Regions from separate parts of the Homo sapiens genome. Here region 2 is linked to region 1. Evidence: read pairs that join two places in POLR2A ChIA-PET (ENCODE). Cell type or tissue: CD4-positive, alpha-beta T cell. All regions are shown on one strand. Each heading gives the region's core, and the rest is flanking DNA. Links, peaks and the distances in the headings are about the cores only. Region 1 overlaps CMTR1 (cap methyltransferase 1). Region 2 overlaps LINC02520 (long intergenic non-protein coding RNA 2520).

Region 1 (5,478 bases), core at 305-5,304:
ACCTACAGAGTGGACTTTATCCAGAGGGTCATACTCTGTCCTCCACATTCCTAGGCTGCAGTAGCCACTGAGCATTTATCCGTGGTAACCCCATGATTGGATATCCACCCCTGGACACCCAGACTCACCTACTGTAAAGAAGTGGCTGCCAACTGACACTTGACCTCTTTTTTTTTTTTTTTTTTTTGAGACGGAATCTCTCACTGTTGCCCAGGCTGGAGTGCAGGGGCGCAATCTCAGCTCACTGCAAGCTCCGCCTCCCAGGTTCATGCCATTCTCCTGCCTCAGCCTCCCGAGTAGCTGGGACTACAGGTGCCCGCCACCATGCCCGGCTAATTTTTTGTATTTTTTAGTAGAGACGGGATTTCACCGTGTTAGCCAAGATGGTCTTGATCTCCTGACCTTGAGATCCACCTGCCTTGGCCTCCCAAAGTGCTGGGGTTACAGGCGTGAGCCACCATGCCTGGCCCCACTTGACCTAACTTTTACTTACAAACGTTTACTTACTTATAGGGCTTTTTTTTTTTTTTGAGACAAAGTCTCAGTCTGTTGCCCAGGCTGGAAGGCTAGAGTGCAGTGGCACGATCTCTGCTCACTGCAACCTCTGCTTCCCAGGTTCAAGTGATTCTCCTGCCTTAGCCTCTCTAGCAGCTGGAATTACAGGTGTGAGTCCCACACCTGGCTAGTTTTTGTATTTTTAGCAGAGATGGGGTTTCGTCATGTTGGTCAGGCTGGTCTTGAACTCCTGACCTCAGGTGATCCACCCGCCTCGGCCTCCCAAAGTGCTGGGATTATAGGCGTAAGCCACCATGCCCGGCCTATAGGGTGATTTCAGATTTTGAGTTTAGTGAAGTTAGTTCAACTTCTGCCCCACTGAAAGGATGTGGACTCTTGTTTTAACACGAATGAAGACATAGAAACCATCAGGTACTTCTGAGATGAAAGCCCACAACCAGCAACCAGCAGCAGGTATCTACCCTGTTCCGCATTGCCAGTCTGCTGGTCTCAACGCCCACAACTACAAGGCAACAGCGAGACCGGCCCCAGAACCCATGAGCCCCTCACTCGTCAGAATCTTACTCAGAAGACTTATTAGGCTTTTATCACATGCAGATTCACGGGACTTCTTTCCTGAACTGGAACATTAGGGAGACAAATAAAATATCAATTTTCCAGAGTTCAGAGCCACATCTGAAGCTGAACTACAGCAACTATGCAGAAAGCTAGATGTTTGAGTTCCATTTTCTCTAGTTTCAACTCTGTAATGGTAATATCTCAATGTTATTTTTAGGTGTTTTTATTGTACCCACTACAGATCCTTTACGGAATAAGATAGGACATAAATAAATGAATAAAATAAAATCTCACATTGTCTGTGCCATGAAAAGGGATAATGAGAGTTTCCTTTGGTCTTCAGGGTGAAAACAAACTGGTACCCTAGTAAGCAGACTAAACCCACAGTAGAAAAGCAATGTGGCATAAAAAAGCACCTATTTAGAACCTGGATGGCACAAACCTGGGGAAGTACAAGGATCTTCTTAGAAGGCACCTACTCCAGTTACTCACACAGTGAGAGAGTGGGTGCTCCCTTGGCCTGCCTGAACACTTTCAGCAGAGAGCACACTGCCTCACAAGGTATCCTAGTCCACTAGTGGAGAGCTGTAACTATTTATTAAAGTTTTTATGGAGCCAAACTCTGCCTTTCAAGCATCTTCTACCCGTTGGTCTTAGACAGTCCTATAATGCAACAGGAAATCCACATCCCACCATATCTCCCCCAGCCTTCTGTTTTCCATTCTGGATATCCCCAGTACTTTCCACGTAAAAAACTAATTCCACTTTGCTCATACTGCCTCTGGAGATTTCTAGTTTGTTGATATGGCTTCTTAAAGCCATGCATCCAAAAACACAAGTGGCTTTTCCATCTCCTCCTCACTTTAACACTTACCTCTGGCTCATCTCGCCAGTCCACGTTCAGCTCCTGGTCAAAGCCCCGGAGTGTCAGACCCAAGCCTCTTCGACCTTTCTGACTGGAAGCCTCAACGATGTCCTTCCGACCCTGGCTGTATTTACCCAATCCTTCACCTTCCCTGAAGCCCATCTTGGCCTGAAAAAGAGAAGTAGTGGAGCACAATTAATTAGGTTCAACAGACATTTATTTAGCCCCATCACATGCCAAACAGTGTGCTAAATCCTAAGAAAAATAGATGATTAAAGTCTAAAGTTTGTCTTAGCCTAATGAAGAAAAGAAGCATAAATAAATAACTGCAGTATAACTGTGGGCCCAGTGGCTGGCTGTTCTGGAGGTTAAAGTCTAGGGCAACCAGAAATTGGATAAATGAGAAGGGACCTCATAGCCTAATTAAAAGCACCCAGAGTACTTCATGAATCTCTCATTGGACATTTGCTAATTTGTCTGATTAAGTGAGAAGCAGACCTAGAGTAGACTTGATAAAGAGAACATAATTTAAAATGGAACCGCTTCAAGCTGTAACTTCTACCTTACCCTTATCCAGTCAAACAGCCTTACTAGGCAAGGATAAGTGGCTTGGCAGGAGCCCACTTAAGAGATTAAAAACTTGCCTCATGTAAAAGTGAGGTATGGGACCGGGCGCGGTGGCTCAAGTCTGTAATCCCAGCACTTTGGGAGGCCGAGAAGGGCGGATCACGAGGTCAGGAGATAGAGACCATCCTGGCTAACACGGTGAAACAAACCCTGTCTCTACCAAAAATACAAAAAAATTAGCCAGGCATGGTGGCAGGCACCTGTAGTCCCAGCTACTCAGGAGGCTGAGGCAGGACAATGGCATGAACCCAGGAGGTGAAGCTTGCAGTGAGCCGAGATCACACCACTGCACTCCAGCCTGGGCGACAGAGCAAGACTCCATCTCAAAAAAAAAAAAAAAAAAAAAAGGTGAGGTATGGGAGGACTATAATACTCTGGGACAGAAACAGTTTTTTAAATGCCACAACTATCTGTAAGTTCTCACTAAACTTTAGAGTTACTGGGCCCAGGTATATACCCAAAGATTAGAGACTTGAATCCCAAACCCCACAGACTCCTGCCTAATACAAAAAAAACTGCAATCCTAAGAAGATCTAAATTTCCCTGGAGGGTCTATATTCCCTCTGAAAGGGGTATTACCAGCTAAAGAGCTGGATGGAATTCCTATGGTAGCCACAAATACTTCTCCCAGGTCAAACAGGCTGACTGAGTCACAAGCCTTCCCATCTTTAACTTCCCCAAATCTTATAGCCTGCAAACTAGAATCCTGACCTATGGCTTTAGCAGTGACAATTCTCATTCTTAAATGAATCTAAGAGAAAATGGAGGGGTCAACTATAATATTTCTTTCTTTTTTTTTATTTTTTGAGACAGAGTCTCACTTTGTTAATTAGGCTGGAGTGCAGTGGCGTGATCTCAGCTCACTGCAAGCTCCACCTCTCAGGTTCAAGCGATTCTCCTGACTCAGCCTCCTGAGGAGCTGGGATTACAGGCACCTGCCACCATGCCTGGATAATTTTTTGTATTTTTAGTAGAGACGGGGTTTCACCATGTTGGCCAGGCTGGTCTTGAACTCCTGACCTCAAGTGAGCCACCTGCCTCAGCCTCCCAAAGTGCTGGGATTACAGACGTGAGCCACTGCGCCTGGCCCAACTATAATATTTCTAAAGCAAGACAGAAGGTAAACTTGGATCTCTCTAATGTTTGCACATACACTAAGGAATATGAGCAGGTCTTCCTAGTCACCATTCTTCTTGTGATACATCAATTAGGTATAAAAGTTAGGAAAGATAATTGGGCCTTCTTTCAGAAAAAGAATAAATGGAATACTTCCATTTATTTTAGGCATCTGGGAGTGAACAGGATTTTAGTCGTTTCTTTTGACACCACTCACTAGAGCAAAAATTCACAGCATGAAGCTTCTTTACCCACTGACAGACATCCATGTTTAGGGAAGTATAGTCACACATGTTAGTAATAAGAATTCATTACTATGGATATGAAAAGGTGATCCAGTCCAGATAGAACAGCAGAAACAGGCCTAAGCAGTTGCTGCCTATAGATGATACAAATGTGATAGATACTTCTATCAAGAAGTGGGTCACACTCTGCTAAATTTCAGTAGCTGAAAAGCAAAGGAAAAACCTATGGCCAAACTTTTCTTCTTTTCATACAAATACAAATTGCCCTTCTTTCACTCTGCTGGTGGGGCTTGAGAAACCCAACCCAAGCGCTGACATACCATAAGCTTCTGGGAGACGCTATTATACATGGAATAGCGAGAAGAAGTTCCTTCCACAAGAGAGTCTGCTTTGAATGCATCGTCAAAAGAGTCAGAGCTGTGTTGTTTCCCCTCGGTCTCACTATCAGACCCACTAAGGCTTGTAGTAGATGCTGAAAAAGAAAAAGGAAAATGTTTAGGTAGGTTTATGGCACAAAATAGCCTCCAGACATCCAAGTTTCATTTATTCAACTACTGTTCAGTATACACAATGCACATATAAAGTTCATTAAATGACCCAAGGTCAAATCTATTTTCTACCTCTTACTAGCTAGGTAATCTTGGGCAAGTCACTACTGAAAGTTCCTAATGGACTTGACACAATGGGAGCTCAAAAATAACAGTTTTCCTTCCCCACCCTTTCAATTTCCTCCACTATAAAACTGAGATAGTAATACCTGCCTCACAGGATTGTTTAAAGATTAAATGAAATAACGTATTTGAAAATGCATTGTTGGCTGGGCATGGTGGCTCACGCGTAATCCCAGTACTCCAGGAGGACGCTGAGGTGGGCGGATCACTTGAGGTCAGGAGTTCAAGATCAGCCTGGCCAACATGGTGAAACCCTATCTCTAATAAAAATACAAAAATTAGCTGGGTGTGGTAGTGCGTGCCTGTAATCCAAGCTACTTGGGAGGCTGAGGCAGGAGAATTGCTTGAACCCGGGAGGCAGAAGTTGCAGTGAGCCGAAATTGCGCCACTGCATGCCAGTCTGGGCAAAAAGAGTGAGACTCCATCTCAAAAAAAAAAAAAGAAAGTACATTGTCAAATATAAAGTGTATTTACTGAAGATATGATTGTTATTTCTGCTGCTGGTGGTTATTATTAGAACATCAATATCCAAACACTGATGCCTGATTCCATTTTCAACGATTCCATTATAAGGCTAACATTTTTATTTCTTATAATTGCAAAAAGAGCTTTTGGAAGGAACGATATACAAGAAGACCAATAAAAGTGATTATTCACACATTCAGGGGTTAGCATTTGGAGACAGAATACCAAAACAATTACTTGGAACTAGTGAAAGCAAAAGTGAAACTTGATTTACATTTTTATACCACGAAAGTTTACACTGGCTATCTTTTTATATTTTTTGACTTATGAACCATGTGAATATATTATCTATTAAAATTTAAAATAAATATGAAAATATTGACTTAGCAATGTGGCATAATTCCTTTGAAGAAGA
Region 2 (5,235 bases), core at 1-5,000, 69 kb before region 1:
CTGCTGCTTCCTGCCAAGAGGAGGGCTTGGTGCACTGCTGGCAGGACCTTTGATCTGGGTACCACAGATCATGATGTGACCAAGGAGCCTCAGTCACGTGGGGCACCAGTTAAGGGGGTTGGCCCTTCCTAGCTGACTCCCAGCCACACTGCAGCAGCTTCTGTTCACTTCTCAGCGGGCTGCAGAGGCAGGGAGGGGGAGGCCAGGTGGCACAGGACTGACCCCAGTGGATGCCACCTCATCACCCTGTTGGTGAGAGAGCAGGCAAGCAGGGCACATGGGCCTGGGGAAGACCACAAGGCCAGGTCCTCCAGGCAGGGAGGCTCTGGCAGAAACCTCTGTGCCAACCCCCTCCTTCCTGTCCCCGAATGCAGAGGCCTGCCCCTCCCCGCCCCAGTGCCCAGGAGGCCAGGGTCAGGAAGCAAACAGAAATGCCTGCATGCCTGCAAATAGACTCCAACCGATCTCAGGAGAATTTCCAGCCAGCAGGCCTGTGGCGCCCTTTGCTGAAAGGGCCTTCTGAATGCCCGAGTCTTCTCTTTTGTGCTCACAAATGCCACCCAATCGCAGCGGCCGCGAAGCTGCATAAATAAGGCAGAGAGAGTGTCTGCCTGGGGCGCTGGCCTCTGGGCTGCCTGCCAGGGCTGTCAGGCCGCCCAGACTTCAATACCAACAGACTTAAGGGACAAGAAAACAGCTCAGGTAAAGGCTTGGAAGCTCAGGAGGGAAGTGACCTGTCTTGTGAGGCGACGGAGATCAGTCTGCTCAGGGCCTTCTGATGCTAGGCTGTCGCTAGGCCCATGACCCGCAGGCTCTCCCCCACCGGGTGGGCACGAATGGTGCCCAGCAGCTGGGGAAGCAGGCCTCTCAAGCGTCACCCTGCTGCATCCCATATCTCATGCTGCTGATGAGCCAGGGTCCACACTTTCTTTTCCAGCCCACAGGGAGGGGGCTCATCAGGCTGCTAGAGCTCTCAGCAAACACTGCAGAAAGAAGGGAGGATGCTGCCGGGCATGGTGGCTCACGCCTGTAATCCCAGCACTGTGAGAGGCCAAGGCAGGCAGAACACTTGAGCCCAGGAGTTCGAGACCAGTCTGGTCAACAAGGCAAAACCCCGTCTCTACTAAAAATACAAAAATTAGCCGGGCTTGGTGGTGTGCACTATAGTCCCAGCTACCCGGGAGGCTGAGGCAGGAGAATTGCTTGAACCTGGGAGGCAGAGGTTGCAGTGAGCTGAGATCGTGCCATGGCACTCTAGCCTGGGCAACAGAGTGAGACTCTATCTCAAAAAAAAAAAAAAAAAAAAAAGCAAGGGAAGATGCCAGCCAGCCCCAAACACCCCAGGACGCTTGGAGAATTCTGGCCATGAAACTCACCTGCTGGGAAACTCTGGTGACCCACTAGGCCCACAGAACATTGTCAAGACCTTTGAGAACATTCTAACGTTCCTCCACAGAGTCTAGCAGTCATTGGTATATGCTGTGTCCCAAAGCACCTTTGAGGAAGGTGTCAGGTGGTGACACTGAGGAAGACAGATATGGTTCCTGCCTTCCCGGAGTTGCAGTGAGGGAATCCGGGCTCTCAGATTCACAAGGCGGAGTGTGGTTTTGCTGGGCCTGGAAGGCTATGGTGCATCTCATGGGCTGGGGCAGCAACTCATTGCAGGTGGTGGGGAGGGAGAGAGAGAAGGAAGCCAGCCTGCTGGGGGTTGTCTGGGCAAACAGAAACCTCTCCCTCTCCCGCCTCCAGGCTGGCCGGGAGAAAGGCGCAGCCCCAGGCCCTGAGTCTGCCTCCCAGGCTGCCTGCCCTAGGGCACTGCTCATTAATTACCACAGTGCCGCCAAGATAGCCCTGGCCTGGACTCAGTCCCACACCAATTGCCATGTGAGAGGAAAAGAACTGGAATTTGGGGAAAATGACAGAGAAAAAAGAGATCGGCTTCAAGGGAACAGGCCCTGAGTGTAACTTTCTTTCTGGCCCTGGGGAAGACAAGAAGCTGCACAATGTGGATTGGAGCACAGGTCCTGGGGCAAGTCCTGGCTCTCCTCTACATGCTGTGTGGCTTTGGGTGAGTCACTTGACCTCTCTGTGCTTCAGTGTCCTTGTTTGTAAAATGAAAGTAAAGACAATACCAGTGTTCACAAGGCTGTTGTGAGGATTAAATGAGTGAATGCATATTCAGTGCTTAGAGCTGCTCCCAGCACATACGAAGAGCTATATACGTGTGACTCATGATTACTCTCAGCGAACAAGGTGGCTGGGCCTCCCCAGGGAGGCAGGCACTCTGGGCTGGACCACTTCAGCCTTGTAGGGATGGGCTAAGAGGAGTGAGAAGAAAAGACAGTGAGGGAGGTAGCCCTGGAGCTACAGGCAGCCCCACCTCCTGGATGAACAATGGAAGAAAAGGGAACCCACTGGTCCCAGATCGGTGTGCAGTGTGACACGGCCACATGCACCTTTTACATGTGTATACACTCATATAATCACCATGCAGATCAAGATAATGTTCCCATCACCCCAGAGTGCTCCTTCAGGGCACTGGCCTTTGAACATGGTGTTCCTCAAAGCAGGAAAAATACACCCCCACGGGGCATGAAAGAATCTATTGGGGGCAGAAGAAATGGAATAGAACTTCCACTTCTATCTATTTTACCACATGCTTTTCAACGCCCCTTTTTCTGTATACTTTATAATGCACATATTAGCACAATTGCACATTTAGAATTTACTAATAAATAAGTGTACATTTGCTAGGGATACACGCTGAGTATCTCCTGCTTACCCTTGGTTCTTCACCTCCTCCACCCTGCTCTGAGGCTGCCCTGCGTGGTCCCCATCACTCGGGCTCCCTGCCCGCAGGTGTCAGGTAGGATTTGGCTAAGGGGAGGCTCGGGAGATCAGAGGACACTGGCAAAGTGCAGTTGGGGAATTGATTCCACCGCTCCATCCCTGCAGGGCACTGCAGGCAACTCTTTCCTGGAAGCTGCTTACAAGTTGACTCTCTCCTTCCAAATTTGGCTCAGCACCCCCTCCCCTCGTGGTGGTCACAGCCCTGCGGCAGCCAGCCCCTGCTTACTGCACTGTCCCTCCCGGCTCCCCTGCACTCGCACCTTTATAAAGAGTCCTTTGTGAAGAAATCTGCTCGTATTACCCTAATTTAAAAGTGGCATCTGTCTCCTGCTGAGACCCTGACCTGATACGCAGCACATCCTCAAAAATATTCTACCCACTGGGGTGTGTGATCCAAGTATTTGGAGATGACTGTTAGTGCACTGGATGGTCCCCATTGGTGGTTCAGGGGGCTTCCCCTTCCCAAGGGAGAAGTGGAAGGAGCCGCCTTCAGCGTTTGCGCTCAGTTCCATGCTGGGAAGCAGCAAGCACCAAGATGGTTAGCGGAGTTTACTGAGCTCCTGCCTGTACCTCGCCAAGGGGTGCCTCCATTCCAGGAGAAGGATGCCCAGGAAGTGGCGGCAGTGCCCTCCTACCCACAGAGCCTGCTGTCTCAGTCCCTGTTTCCTGTCTGGGGATTCGGCTCTTCCTCAAGGGGCCAGCACTGGATTCATGCAGGGTGCTGGTAGCACCGTGATGGCAGCCTCACCCTGAGTAACGTGAGGAGACTTGAATAAAGGGTCTCTACAAAGATGGAGGCAGGGTTTAAGGAAACCAACATGGGGAGCCTCAGAACCTTAGGGCTAGCAAGAGTGGGGAGCCCCCTCTGAGAGTAGCTGCATGAGAGCAGCTGCAAGCAGGGTCAGAGGGACACAGCCACCCTGTGGTGACCTTGCGGGGAGGGAGCTGGGGTAATAAATTCCCTGTCCTCAGTCTCCTCCCTTCCTCCAAACCCAGCTGCAAGCCAGAGGACAAGGGAGCCCTTGGATGCAGAGAAGTCAGCATTCCAGGCCAAGAAGGAGGGGGAGCCAGGTGTGGAAAGGGGAGTACACGTCGGACGGGACAAAGGGAAGTTTTCCTGGATGCACTGCAAATGACCTCTGTGCCACAAAGGCCTGGCCCCTACCCACAGGGCTGCTCAGGTGCTCACGGATAACCACATCCCACCTCCACACAACTTCCCTACAGGAATGAGAGCAGAGGGACTGAGCAGTGAGGAAAGGCGGGAGGAGGCTGGAGGAGTGAGCTTCGGAGGATCAAGGTGTGCTTGGAATGTCAGATGAAGAAGTCTGAACTTTCCCCGCAGGCAGAGCCGTGTAAAGCAGACGAGCAGTGTTCTGGCTAAAGCCAGGCCTGAGCAGGTGACCTCGTGGAGGGGATGCAGGCAGGAGGTGGAAGGAGAGCTCTCTGATTCCTTACTCAGCTCAAAGAGAGGAGGCAGGGAGACAGGAGGCCACTGATAACAAACACCGATGCCTCCAGCGAGACATTTAGGAAGAGCCCCCTGAGCCTTTGTTCACTGCCATACACACAGCTCAGCTCAGGCTCTGACTTCCCCTCCGGAGCAGAGGCTTCTGCTGTTGAAGGCTCTGAACTAGCTGGGAAGACGCAGCTAGCAGAGAAGGGTACGAGGGAGGTCTCTCTCCCTCAGCCCCGAGGAACTCAGCGCCGGCTCTGACCCGCTGTGCCTCCGACTGACTGTGCAGCTCTAGGCAGGCTCCTGCCTTTCTCGGGGAGGCAGTGTGCTCATCTGGAAAGCGGCAATAAAGCACCCACTTGCCAGGGTTCTTGGAGGGTGGAATGTGACAGCACAGGTGAAAGCGTGTGTTTCCCATCAGAAGAAACGCGGGGATTGGGGGGGTAGGCAAGTGCCACTTGGTGGGAAGCCCAAAAGAAACGCTAGTCGCTGCACATGTCTCATGGAAATGACAGCACATTTCCCTCTCCCCATGAGGGTTTACTGAGCATCAGTGGGGGCCCTCGCCCTGTGGGCTTCTTGGCACACAGGAGGAGATGGGGGTCTGCTCTTGTAGGCCGGAAGTGGGGCTGCAGACAAAACACACACACAAAACAATGTGAGAACTCTATGAGGCTGCATTCATCGTTGGGCTGAGTGGAACAGTACAGGTTTCAGTGTATAGGAATCCCAAAAAGGGGGAAATTGGTCGGACGAGGGAGGGAGTTTAGCTAAGCAGGACTGGAGAGGTCAGAATTCCATGACAGGAGTCGCCCAGGTAAAGGCAGGTGCTGGGAGCAGGAACATGGCAGAGGAGGGAGGTGGGCAGGAGGCAGCCCTCTCTCCACCAGCGAGAGCTGGCCGGGAAGGGCTGGATATAAGTCCTGGGG

The links. ChIA-PET counts read pairs that join two places held together with the same protein. Peaks named below come from ENCODE experiments on the same cell type or tissue, not always from the same donor. Only the 100,000 strongest peaks of a DNase experiment are listed, where the experiment ranks them.
Region 2: POLR2A ChIA-PET joins it to region 1 with 10 read pairs; 6 of 35 experiments call an interaction of 5 or more read pairs at or near these places.

What each region holds. Positions count from the first base shown.
Region 1 is chr6:37,442,920-37,448,397 of GRCh38, reverse strand. It overlaps CMTR1 (cap methyltransferase 1), which reads right to left. Exons shown (of 24, transcript NM_015050.3): 3 at 4,248-4,399; 4 at 1,949-2,107. Among named protein-coding and RNA genes, the nearest start is that of CMTR1, 12 kb to the right of the region's middle. In CD4-positive, alpha-beta T cell, for the core only: no CTCF peak of the experiment used is centred there; no DNase peak of the experiment used is centred there; H3K4me3 peaks cover 336 bases; H3K27ac peaks cover 325 bases.
Region 2 is chr6:37,511,533-37,516,767 of GRCh38, reverse strand. The region is part of intron 1 of LINC02520 (long intergenic non-protein coding RNA 2520); the gene reads right to left. Among named protein-coding and RNA genes, the nearest start is that of LINC02520, 6.8 kb to the right of the region's middle. RefSeq lists enhancers at 1-3, 1-660, 661-1,445, 2,716-3,317, 3,318-3,919. In CD4-positive, alpha-beta T cell, for the core only: no CTCF peak of the experiment used is centred there; DNase peaks (open chromatin) are centred at 27, 1,677 and 2,177; H3K4me3 peaks cover 2,534 bases; H3K27ac peaks cover 4,072 bases.